Regions from separate parts of the Homo sapiens genome. Here region 1 is linked to region 2. A link is an interaction called in ENCODE POLR2A ChIA-PET data of the cell type or tissue named here. Cell type or tissue: HepG2. All regions are shown on one strand. Links, peaks and the distances in the headings refer to the core of each region. The heading gives the core; the rest is flanking DNA. Region 1 has its middle 5.1 kb from the start of MIR5580. Region 2 holds the start of LOC124903316 (a long non-coding RNA gene).

What was found. Peaks named below come from ENCODE experiments on the same cell type or tissue, not always from the same donor. Only the 100,000 strongest peaks of a DNase experiment are listed, where the experiment ranks them.
Region 1: POLR2A ChIA-PET joins it to region 2 with 11 read pairs; 3 of 35 experiments call an interaction of 5 or more read pairs at or near these places.

The regions. Positions count from the first base shown.
Region 1 is chr14:53,940,656-53,946,040 of GRCh38, reverse strand. No RefSeq gene overlaps it. Among named protein-coding and RNA genes, the nearest start is that of MIR5580, 5.1 kb to the left of the region's middle. RefSeq lists enhancers at 1-225, 566-2,010, 1,689-2,315, 2,316-2,943. In HepG2, for the core only: no CTCF peak of the experiment used is centred there; DNase peaks (open chromatin) are centred at 2,370 and 2,710; H3K4me3 peaks cover 881 bases.
Region 2 is chr14:53,611,571-53,616,955 of GRCh38, reverse strand. All of the region lies in intron 2 of LOC105370504 (a long non-coding RNA gene), which reads right to left. LOC124903316 (a long non-coding RNA gene) reads left to right here and starts at 4,574. Exons shown (of 2, transcript XR_007064176.1): 1 at 4,574-5,385. It also overlaps the pseudogene RPS3AP46. RefSeq lists enhancers at 2,900-2,999, 3,020-3,119, 4,075-4,184 and a silencer at 4,505-4,554. In HepG2, for the core only: a CTCF peak has its summit at 2,999; DNase peaks (open chromatin) are centred at 1,505 and 2,945; H3K4me3 peaks cover 2,499 bases.

The DNA.
Region 1 (5,385 bases), core at 240-5,239, 330 kb before region 2:
CTTTTGCTTCAACACAAAACCAATTTTACAAACTATTCACATACTCTCTTTTGAAAAGGAAAAGAATAATGCAAATGCAACGTTGGTGACCTTACATTACCTGGGAATCAGAAGGTTATTAGTATTCCCTAGGGGAATTTAGGATAACTGGTGGACTGCCAAATTAGAATTGATGCAAAGTTATTCAGGCTTACCTTGTGATACAAACTAGCACAATTCTGAAAACTATAACTGGAAATTAAATTCAGAGTGGTTAGAAATGTGGTCTAGGTGGGATTGCAAGGATCTCATTTCCCTATGCATTTAGCACCTAATGGCAGAATAAATAAACAGAACTGCAATGCTCACCAGTGGAGAAAAGTGGCTGATTTTAGGAAAAATGTCAAATTGCTCTAATGTTAAAAAAAAAACACACAGAAATTATTTTGAAAAAGGAGTCAAAAGTTCAAGGTGTGCAACTTTGAGTCAATTCTAGAAAAAAATCTAAAATTTTTTTTCAGCTTGGAAGCCATTTGAAATTACCATTCATAAGTCACTTTATTTAAAGCATTAACTGCAGCAAGTTCCAGTTGTTTCTGCTTTCGCTCGCTCTTCAAAATATTCTTTATAAACTAAGTGAAAATATAAAAGTTATAGTATGCTGTTCAGAACAAACAATTCAGAAAATACTGTCGGATTCCAAAATGTTTACCTCAAAAATGTGAAATTTGAGGAAAAGAAGACAAGATGGAAGAATAATTTGCTGCGTTGTGTTACTAATGAGAATTTCTGAAGTCCAGCTTTCAGTCAGTTTTGCCACATTTTCTAAAGAAAAGATCTCATTGATCTTTTAACTTTTTATAGCTTGATTTCTAGCAAAAATATTTTTAAATGACTACAAAGTTCCCTACCCCAAATCCTGGAACCTGGTAGCCTGGTGCAAGTAGATTCTAGTTTTGCAAAATTTCATTACTGTTACTTTAGCAATATGTTTTTTCCAGTTTTATTAACTGAAGCCCTCATCAGCAGATAATTCTCTAAACAGTCTAAAGCACACTGATTGAGATTTTAATTGGCTAGACTCAATAGTTTAGTCCTGTAATTATTTCTCTCTCCCTAAGGTACCAGCAAGTGATTCCATCCTGCATATAGTTGTCCATGATTGGGTTAAGAAAATGTACAACTGTGTTCAACTCAAGCTTCATGCTGATTTAATCTTTTAATCCTTGTCATTTGGTTTTCAAAGCAGTTTGTTTCTGAGGTAGGACCTAGGCAAAGAGGCCAAAGATATGGACCTTACAAGAGAGAAAGAGATGAGGGGTGGTATGGTTAAGGCTACACCCAATGTTCCCTGAATTCATTTATAATTCAAATGTAGAAAAATGTCTATCTTTTGAGAACTGACTTATACACCTTCTTTGATTGGTCAGTAAAAGCTACATAACCCAAAGTGTTAACTTAGCTCCAGAAAGCTCAGACCCAAGCATTTAATGTCCAATTGCAATGTTTCCTTCCAGCTGGATATACACAACTTTTTCCTTCTATTGTTTCTAAAATGTAGTAAAATGACATTCAGATTCCTTTTTGAGAAAGCGAGTTTACTTACAATCCCATCCTCCTAAAACAACTACTTAGGTTTTTGTTTTCTTCTAGTCTTTGTTCATATGTTTATGTTTTCCTATAGCGTTTGTGTTCTGTTTTTCTTAATTTCGGATTAATATTATAACCTTAACATATGTTAAATCCTAAATGTATGGTTTATACATATGTCAGTGTGGATCACCTCCACTCCTTTGTGAGAAAGTTGGCTGGGTATAAAACTTAAATGTTTAACCTCAAGCAATTTTAAGCTGCCTGGACATAGTATCAGGGCTGTGGGCATCATGTCCAAATCTTATTAAGATTCTTACTGACTTCTTAAGGCTCAGCTTAAGCATTGTGGTCCCAGTACTAAACAGAATGCTCCTTTGTGTGATTTAAGTATTCTGAAAAGTGGGTTACCTGACATCCCAGGCTCAGACATTTTTGTTGACTGAGCACATTGGAAGACTTGCATCCACACGATTTGATCAACTTGGGAATATATTCCTTCCCTGGAGAAAGTCAGTTGCAACCTGGGGAAGGAAGGACATGCTTAAAAGGTCTCTGTCTCATGCACTCAGAAGCCACTGAGTTGAGCAATTTCCTATTTGACTCAATGTGCGTCTCTCATTTTCATGCTTTGATTTTTTGCACTGGTTTTCTTGGTAATGAAGGGTAGTGGGAAAGGGAGGCAGAATTATCTAAATACAGTAATTACCAAATTGAAACCTATTCAAACAGCTAGGTTACTAGGTTCAGACTGACCTTGACACTTTCAACCTTCAGATTCCAGTTGGTTGGGGTCAGCCACAAATGTCGAGTTGCTGAGTGATTTCCACATGCTTCTTTTGTGTACCTTAACAAGGGCAGACAAAAGATGTTTTTCCAGTGGGACTCACTCTTTATGAGGCCTGACCCTCGAAGGAGCAAATTAATCTCAGGCGATTTTGAGGTTTTAGGGCACTAAGAGAATTTTTAGAGCATGGAGAAGTAATTTGTTCAATGGTGCCTTAGAAGAGTTAATTTACCTCCAAAAGGTGAGTTCCTTTTACTATCCTGAGTCTTTTACTTCCTCTGAGATCAGACTTGTTATTTGCATAGCAAAGCATTCCATTTAGCTCGAGGGAGGGGGTGGGGGATTGTTAACAAGGAAAGTCACTTTTCCCACGTCTTTCAAAACTCAGCAATGTGGTAAGTGGGTTTGATCAACCTTTCCCCTCCCCTAAACCCCAAAACGTCAGACTATTTTGCTCATTATCTATCTTGAAATTGACCAGGTTTTCCGGATAGAAGAGTTGTAGGATTTAGTATATAGCTGCTGAGAGGACAGTTTTGCTAACATTGTTTGTTTTGGCAAGTTAGTGTAGACTTGCAGGTGAAGACTCCAGAAAAGCAAACAGCAGACTCCACCAACATCCCTCTTCCCCTTTACAGGCATCACTTTTTATTTTTAATAAATCAGGGAGGTGCTTTTTAATAGATTCGTGACACTTTGCATGGGAATTATACACATTTACCTTGGTATTATGTTTCCCACTTGGCTGTCCTGCTTATTCCACCCAAACTCATCTATGCACTTAAATCACAGTCTCTGAGGGCCTACACTGTGTGTAGGTTATTGTTTATTTGCTTGTCACTTAGCAATTCTCAAGAACTAGCTCATAATTTATTTTAACCAAATATGCTCCACCTTAGAGACCCAACACTGTAAATAAAGGGGACTTTTCAGCATTCTAGAAGATTGAACAATCCGGGGTCCTAATTAGCATGGAATCAACTGGTAGTTACTTTTAAGTGTCTATTCTTTCCAAATTGGGAGATTAGTCACAGGGATCTGAGGGAAGAAACTGGACGTTTAATAAGCCCTATTGATAAGAAGGGGCAATTGTAAAAATACAAAAGTTTAGCTGCTGGAAGATAACCTTACATTTTGAGCATTTGTGGGAGAATATAATTCTAGCTATATCTCCCTAAGATCACTAATGTTATATAACAAGTCATAGTGACCCGAAGAAAAGTAAATTTAGGAAAATGTTGGCGGATGGGAACAGCAAGCAAAACAAAATGGTCTGTGGTCTATTCTGCATTATTCAGCCCATTGACAAAGTTTCTAGGCTTCTCTAGGAGAAGCAGGGCTCTGTGTTCGGTATGTGATGGGGTAGGGGAGAATCAGGAGGGGTCTTCTGTTTTCCCTAGAATAGTTTACAGTGAAAATGTATTTAGGTTGTATATCTATAATTAAATATAGAATTTTGACAGAATTTATCTCCCCTAACAGAATTTTAAATAGCGAAGTTTTTACTAACATAAACATGCATTTATAAAGAATTCATTCCATGGAGGAGAATGAGAGATGTTAATAAGTACAAACAAATTAATTAGAAAGAATGAATAAGACCTAGTATTTGAAAGCACAACGGGACGACTATAGGCAATAATAATTGTACATTTAAAAATAACTAAAAGGGTGTAATTGGATTTTTGTAACATAAGGGATAAGTGCCTAGGGGGATGGATACCTCATTTTCTGTGACATGATTATTATGCATTGCATGCCTGTGTCAAGACATCTCATGTACCCCATAAATATATATGTCTACTATGTACCCACAAAATTTTTTAAAAAAGAACTCATTCTATCTCTGTGTTATAATGCTGGGAAAGTTTTTTGTTTTGTTTTGTTTTGTTTTAAAGATATGGATATGTACATAGACAAAAATCTGGCCATTGGTGGGAAAATTATATTATAATGAGAAGAAAATGCTTCCTAGGTTAATTTAATGCAACACTAACTAAAATTTCTTTAAACATATTTAATGGAACTTGAAAGATAGTCACATGGACCAACAAATGGGGAAGAATATGTCCCCAAATTTTAAGGTAACAATAGTCTCCTTGTCTTGGCAGATGTGTACAAAATGACAATTTTTAAAAGTCTTTGTTATTAGGTTATCATTAAAAAAATAGATCAGTGGATAAGCAGATAGTTCAGAAATATATTTAAAATACGATTAGAATTTAACATCTGACACACTAGGAGCAAGACAGGCTTATAAGAATTACTAAGAAATGATACTTGGTAAATAGATAGCATGCAAAAGTGATTTAATATAGATGTGTATGTTACACTAAACTTCAGAAATGTCTAAACATATTAAAGAGCTAATCATATTTTTAAGTATAGGAAGCTCTATTTTTAAGTATGGGAAAATTGAATTGCCTAGTATCCAAATCTATCAAATAAACACACACATTCAGACTACTTATGAAATTGAGGGTGTTATCAGAAGTTTAAAGAAACTAGGTTTGATAAGTAGAATTTTAAAAAAAATTATAGCAAAATGTAATAAAAACAAATGTAAAAAGCAAAAACCAGAGTATGAAACATGATGAGTACTTGATAAATATTTACTATAAAATGTATAAATTATGGCTATAATCCCAGGTCATATGAAGATTTACAGTTAAAGTAACAACAGATGCTCTAGACCAGATGTTGGCAAACTTTTTCCATAAGGGGCCAGATAGTCCATATTTTAGGCCTTATGGATCATAGGCCTCTGTGGCAACTACTCAACTCTACCAGTCCTAGCACAAAACTGGTCATAGAGAGTAGTAAACAAATGCATGTGGCTGCGTCCCAGTAAAACTTTATGGACACGGAAACTTGAACTTCATATAATTTTTGCTTGCTGTGAAATATTCTTTTGATTTTTAAAGACTGTTTAAAAATGTAAAACTATTCTTAGTTCACAGATGGTAAAACACAGGTGGTAGGCTGGATTTGGCCTGAAAGCTATAGGTTACCAGCCCTTGCTTGTTTTT
Region 2 (5,385 bases), core at 223-5,222:
CTGTGATTGTACACTCCCTTGGCTTCCTCCTTCCCCTCACCTCTGTGCACCCCTCCCCACTACTTTCCCAGTTTCCTTTGGGAATTTCCTCATTGTGATGGTTAATATTATATTGAGTGTCAACTTGATTGCATTGAAGGATGCAAAGTATTGTTCCTGGGTGTGTCTGTGATGGTGTTGCCAAAGAAGATTAACATTTGAGTCAGTGGACTGGGAAAGGCAGACCCACCCACAATCTGGGTGGACACAATCTAATTGGCTTCCAGGATGGCCAGAATAAAAGCAGGCAGAAGAACATGGAAAGACAAGACTAGCTAAGTCTTCTGGCCTTCATCTTTCTCCCATGCTTGATGCTTCCGGTCCTCAAATATCAGACTCCAAGTTCTTCACCGTTTGGACTCTTGGACTTATACCAGTGGTTTGCCAAGGGCTCTCTGGCTTTTGGCCACACACTGAAGACTGCACTGTTGGCTTCCCTACTTCTGAGGTTTTGGGACTCAGACTGGCTTCCTTGCTCCTCAGCTTGCAGATGGCCTATTGTGGGACTTCACCTTGTGATCATGTGAGTCAATTCCCCTAATAAACTCCCCTTCATATATGCATGTATCCTATTAGTTTTGTCCCTCTAGAGAACCCTGACTAATACATTCATAAACACTTTAGCACAGATCAGAGGGTCTGCCCTAAGACACCACTGCTCTGATATTTACACTACACCACTATGGGAACCAAGAGGAGTGACTATATCCATTTGGGGCAGTTGGCATAGCATTCCCAGAGAAAGTAATATTTCTGGGTTATAAGCAGAGGTCTGCCAAGATGGACAAGTGGGAAGAAGAGCATTCCAGCTGAAGAGAATGGAACACACAAAAACACAGAAAAAGGAAGGTTAAGGGCAAGTTGAAGGATGGAGAAACAGGTTGGATAGCCGGAGCCAAGGGTAGAGGAGGCAAGACCTGCAGTAAGTAGGAATCCTCAGGCCAGGAGAAGCACCTAAGAGTATTAAGGGAGATAGACCATGATCACCTTTATCTTTTTGATTCAGCAAATACTTACTGAGAGCTTACAATGAAGGTAGGAAACCAACCTAGTCACTTGGGGGATATTACAATGACAACCACTAAATACATGTGCATATTTAAATTTAAATTAATTAAAATTAAATTTTAATTTCCCAGTCACACTAGCCACATTTCAAATGCTCAGTAGTCACATGTGGCTAGTGGCTCTCACACTGGTTAGTGCAGGTATCGAACATTTGTATCACTGCAGAAAGTTCTATTGGATGGTGACAATCTAATCACAGGAGGGGATAGCTATTCACCTTCCATCTAATTTTTCATTTTATGTGGCTATTTCCTTTTTAGTCTTTTTAAAAAGTTACTTCTTCTGCCTGTCCCTTTTAGTCAGAAGAATCTGAGGATTCTTTTGATGGCACAGTGGGGCGGCTGCACAAGCACCTGCATTGGGCAATCAGATCATAGTAGTGGTTGTCAAAAGATTGCAAAAGGGATTGCAGAAATCCCTTTGAAAATGCACGTGGTCTTTTATGTATTGGATGAGCGAGATATGCTCACACCTGCCTAGAGAATCCAAGTAGTGGGGTCTGCCTGCCTCAATCTGTTCACCTTATTCATTCTGAATGTGTGTAGCTCAAAGCATGTCCTCCCAAAGCAAAAGAATATTTACAAAAGAGACACAAACTGAATTCCTCACCTGGCACTCTGTCATTTCCAGTGCCACACAAATGAAAGTAAACCAGCCACTAGCAACAGTCATTTCCGAAATCCAGTGGGAAATTTAAAACTCATGATTTTATATATTTTACATAATAAATTCATAGGAACTGGAATTTTATTTGAAGAGTTGTTTCCTTCTGCTTCTTCATCTTCCATTTGATTACAAGAACCAACCAACCAACCAACCAACCAAGTTTTTACTGATATCCTAGAATAAATCTATCAAACAGAAACACTGAGCTGTGTTTAATCAGTGTCACTGCAGAGAAATTTAAACTTAACACAGTACAAATCATAATAATTATGCATTTAAATACTAAATTCACCCTAAAGAGGCAATTTAGTATTTAACTGAGAAAAGAACAAGTGTCTCTTTATTCCTGGTATGGTACACCTTTCAGGTTTCAAACAAATACCACCCACTTTATAAAAGCTCTCCTCGTTATCATAATAACAAGAGGAATTATAAGAGAGGAAAAATGCTATTTTTAAAAATAAAATTTCAACTTTTATTGACCGTGATGCCTGTATCAACAGCTTAACCCAGTCTGCTTTATATGACTTTTAGTAGCCAAATAAAGTATAATATTTTTTAAAAGCTTGTAAACACTAGTAGACCAGTTCTTAAAGGCCTGGAACAGCTACATGAACCAGAAGCTACATAGAAAAGAGATTGTATTTTTTCTAAGGCAGAGAAGGTGTCATTGCAATCAATAAGATGTCTTTTACAGTTTTTCTTCTTTTGGTGTGTGTGTGTGTGTGTGTGTGTGTGTGTGTGTGTGTGTGTGTGTGTGTGTGTGTTTAGGGCTTGGTTAATTCTATTGCCCTTGCACCTGCAAGCAAAAGGGTACAGAATATTCCCACTCTCCTTTTTCTCTAATTCTACAAGACTGAGGAAGGAACAGCGACCAAGCTCTTAAAGTTTTCCAGCTGCTTATAGAGAGGTGGGTTGTGTTCCACATTTTACTCTTACAGCCCTGCCACCAGATGAAAGGAAAAGCATAAAAGCATCAGCAAAGCCTGGACTCTGCTTTTCCTGCTCTAACATGCCATCAAATAGAGACAGAGCACTCGACTGATGTAGGCATTCTGTTGTTCGTATTTGCCGAGTTCAGCTAAGAATGTCTGAGATCAACAGGTGGCCTTGCTAATGGAACAGATTCACTCATTGTTTGTGTGTTTAATGAATCATTGAGTTACTGATCAACAGTGAGCAATGGAAGCTGTTCAAACAGAAAGGAAGCCCAGCCGTGAGGTGGTGCTGCCAACACACTCCTTTGAAGCTCGGCTGGCCCCTGTGGGGAGTGCAGGAGGCTGGGGGTCTACTCCCTACGGTTCCCAGAGAAATGGTAGCAAGAAGACGGTGTTATTTCTAATTGGATGATGAAAGTCAGCCTAGGGGACAGAGACCAAAGGGCCATACGTAAGAAGAGGAGGAAGTGAAAACATCTGAATCAAAGGTTGAGGTAAAACTGAGAGACAGTGTTTGCAGTGAACCATGCAGTAACCTTCATCTTGCCCCCTGGTCTTCAGGAAACAAGCAAGTGGGGAAGGACCGAAAGAGGTAAGAAAAAAGCAAAGCTGAAGATGCAGATGCTGATTTTTTTTTACAAAGAGTTCATAGTACAGTGGAAATTCTCTGTCATTCTGAGAGGCGGGGCTGAACTTCATTGTGGGATTCCTAAGTTACACCAAGCCTTGCCTGTGAGTGGAATTGACTTACGGTAGACTAGAAGTGTAATTAATGAGATGTGTTTCTTAAATTCCCGACAAATAATATGTTTTATTTGTCACCATTAAAAGTTTGAATTTTTAAACAGATTCTCGGACTTTTATCCATCAGCTTGTTTAACGTTAGCATCTGTCTCACCCCAGTAGCTTTTCTAGAACCACTACCTTCATCATGAGGCTCCCTAGGTTTTCCCAGTTCAGAGTTGGGCATCTTCAGCTTCACTTTTCTAATGAACACATTATAGAGAGGATAACTAGATTGGCAACCCTCTCCTATGTCTTTCCAGCGCTTTCTGCTATCAATTCAATGGCCACTTCTTCCAAGACATCCATCTGTACCTCCTAGGTCGAGATTTCTATCATCTTCTTTCAGGCTTGGCAGGCCTATAGTTGCTCGGTGTAGGAGGTCATCAGAATCTGATTGTTGCTTTTTCTTTTTTTTTTTTTTTTTTTTTTTAGTAAAACCAACACAAAAGAGATGAAGCAAATAACCATCAGTAGCTCTGACATTAACGTAAACTTCATACCTGGTCTGACACTTTTTAACCATGGAGCACATTTTTTCGTGGGTGAAATCCCTGCCACAGAAGTTGGTCAGGCAATCTTCACCCTAAATACCTTCAGTAATGAACTTGAATTTTCTAAATGCAACCTCATTGTTCTGTAGATCAACAAGGCTCACTTCAAAAAAATGGCTCAACCACTTTCTCCTTGGATCCCTTTTCGGCACCTTTTGTGGGCTGTGTTTCTTTGTTTTTGTTTTCTGTTTTGTTTTGTTTTGAGACGGAGTCTCACTCTGTCGCCCAGGCTGAAGTGCAGTGGCGCGATCTCGGCTTACTGCAAGCTCCGCCTCCCGGGTTCACGCCAGTCTCCTGCCTCAGCCTCCTGAGTAGCTGGGACTACAGGCGCCCGCTACCACGCCTGGCTAATTTTTTGAATTTTTAGTAGAGACGGGGTTTCACCATGTTGGCCAAGATGGTCTCGATCTCCTGACCTCATGATCCACCCACCTCGGCCTCCCAAAGTGCTGGGATTACAGGTGAGCCACCGCGCCTGGCCTGTGGGCTGTGTTTTTAAAAGGGAGGGGACGTATGAGAGATATGACCAAGTGTGGTCTGGTGGGGAGAGCACTGTGCTATGGGTTAAGCAGTGTGTGTCTTAGTTCCAATTTGGCATCTATCTTTGGAGCACCGTTGGTCCCATACTGTCTGTGGCAGAGACTGGCTAAGCTATTCATCAAACCTGTGTCCTTTTTTCCCAACACAGCTAAACCTGGTTCTTAGCCTTTCTGAGAGTCAGATGTGTCCATGTGACAGGTACTGACCACTGGACTGTGGACAAAAGTCAGGTACTTTACAATCAGGTCTGAATCAGGTCTGAATCCTCACCTTGAGCTGGATAGTGATACCTAAGGCTGGCCATGAAGATCACAGAGCTGTCAATCTTGGGTCCCCTCAGACCTCAGGGTGGCCAAGCAGGGTCTGGGGCAGCTGGAGTACCTGGTCTGGGCACCTCAGTTGTAAGAAATCTCCATTTACCCTACTGTGCTAACTCCTTCTACACGTGCCATGAAAACTGAAAAGTAAGGCAATTTCCCAGTGGACTCTGAGATTGCTTCCAGTCCTACCATCCTCAGTTGGAAGCCATTTATACTCTCATCCACCCTCAACAAAGATAGAAGGATGCTCTTCCTGTGCATTCAAGATCTCCTGGGGGAGGGAATGGGACTTTGCTTCCTCCTATTCTCCCTCAGAGATAGAGATGAAGGGGAAAATATAGAAAAGAAAGAAAACAGAATGTCTGTCATAGTCCACTAGCCAGTTAATGGGAGGGAATCATGAAAGGGCCTCACAATGAGGAGGCCTACAAGGAAATAGCATGACGTCTGTGAGAGCCACAAGCCAGAGAACGAGGG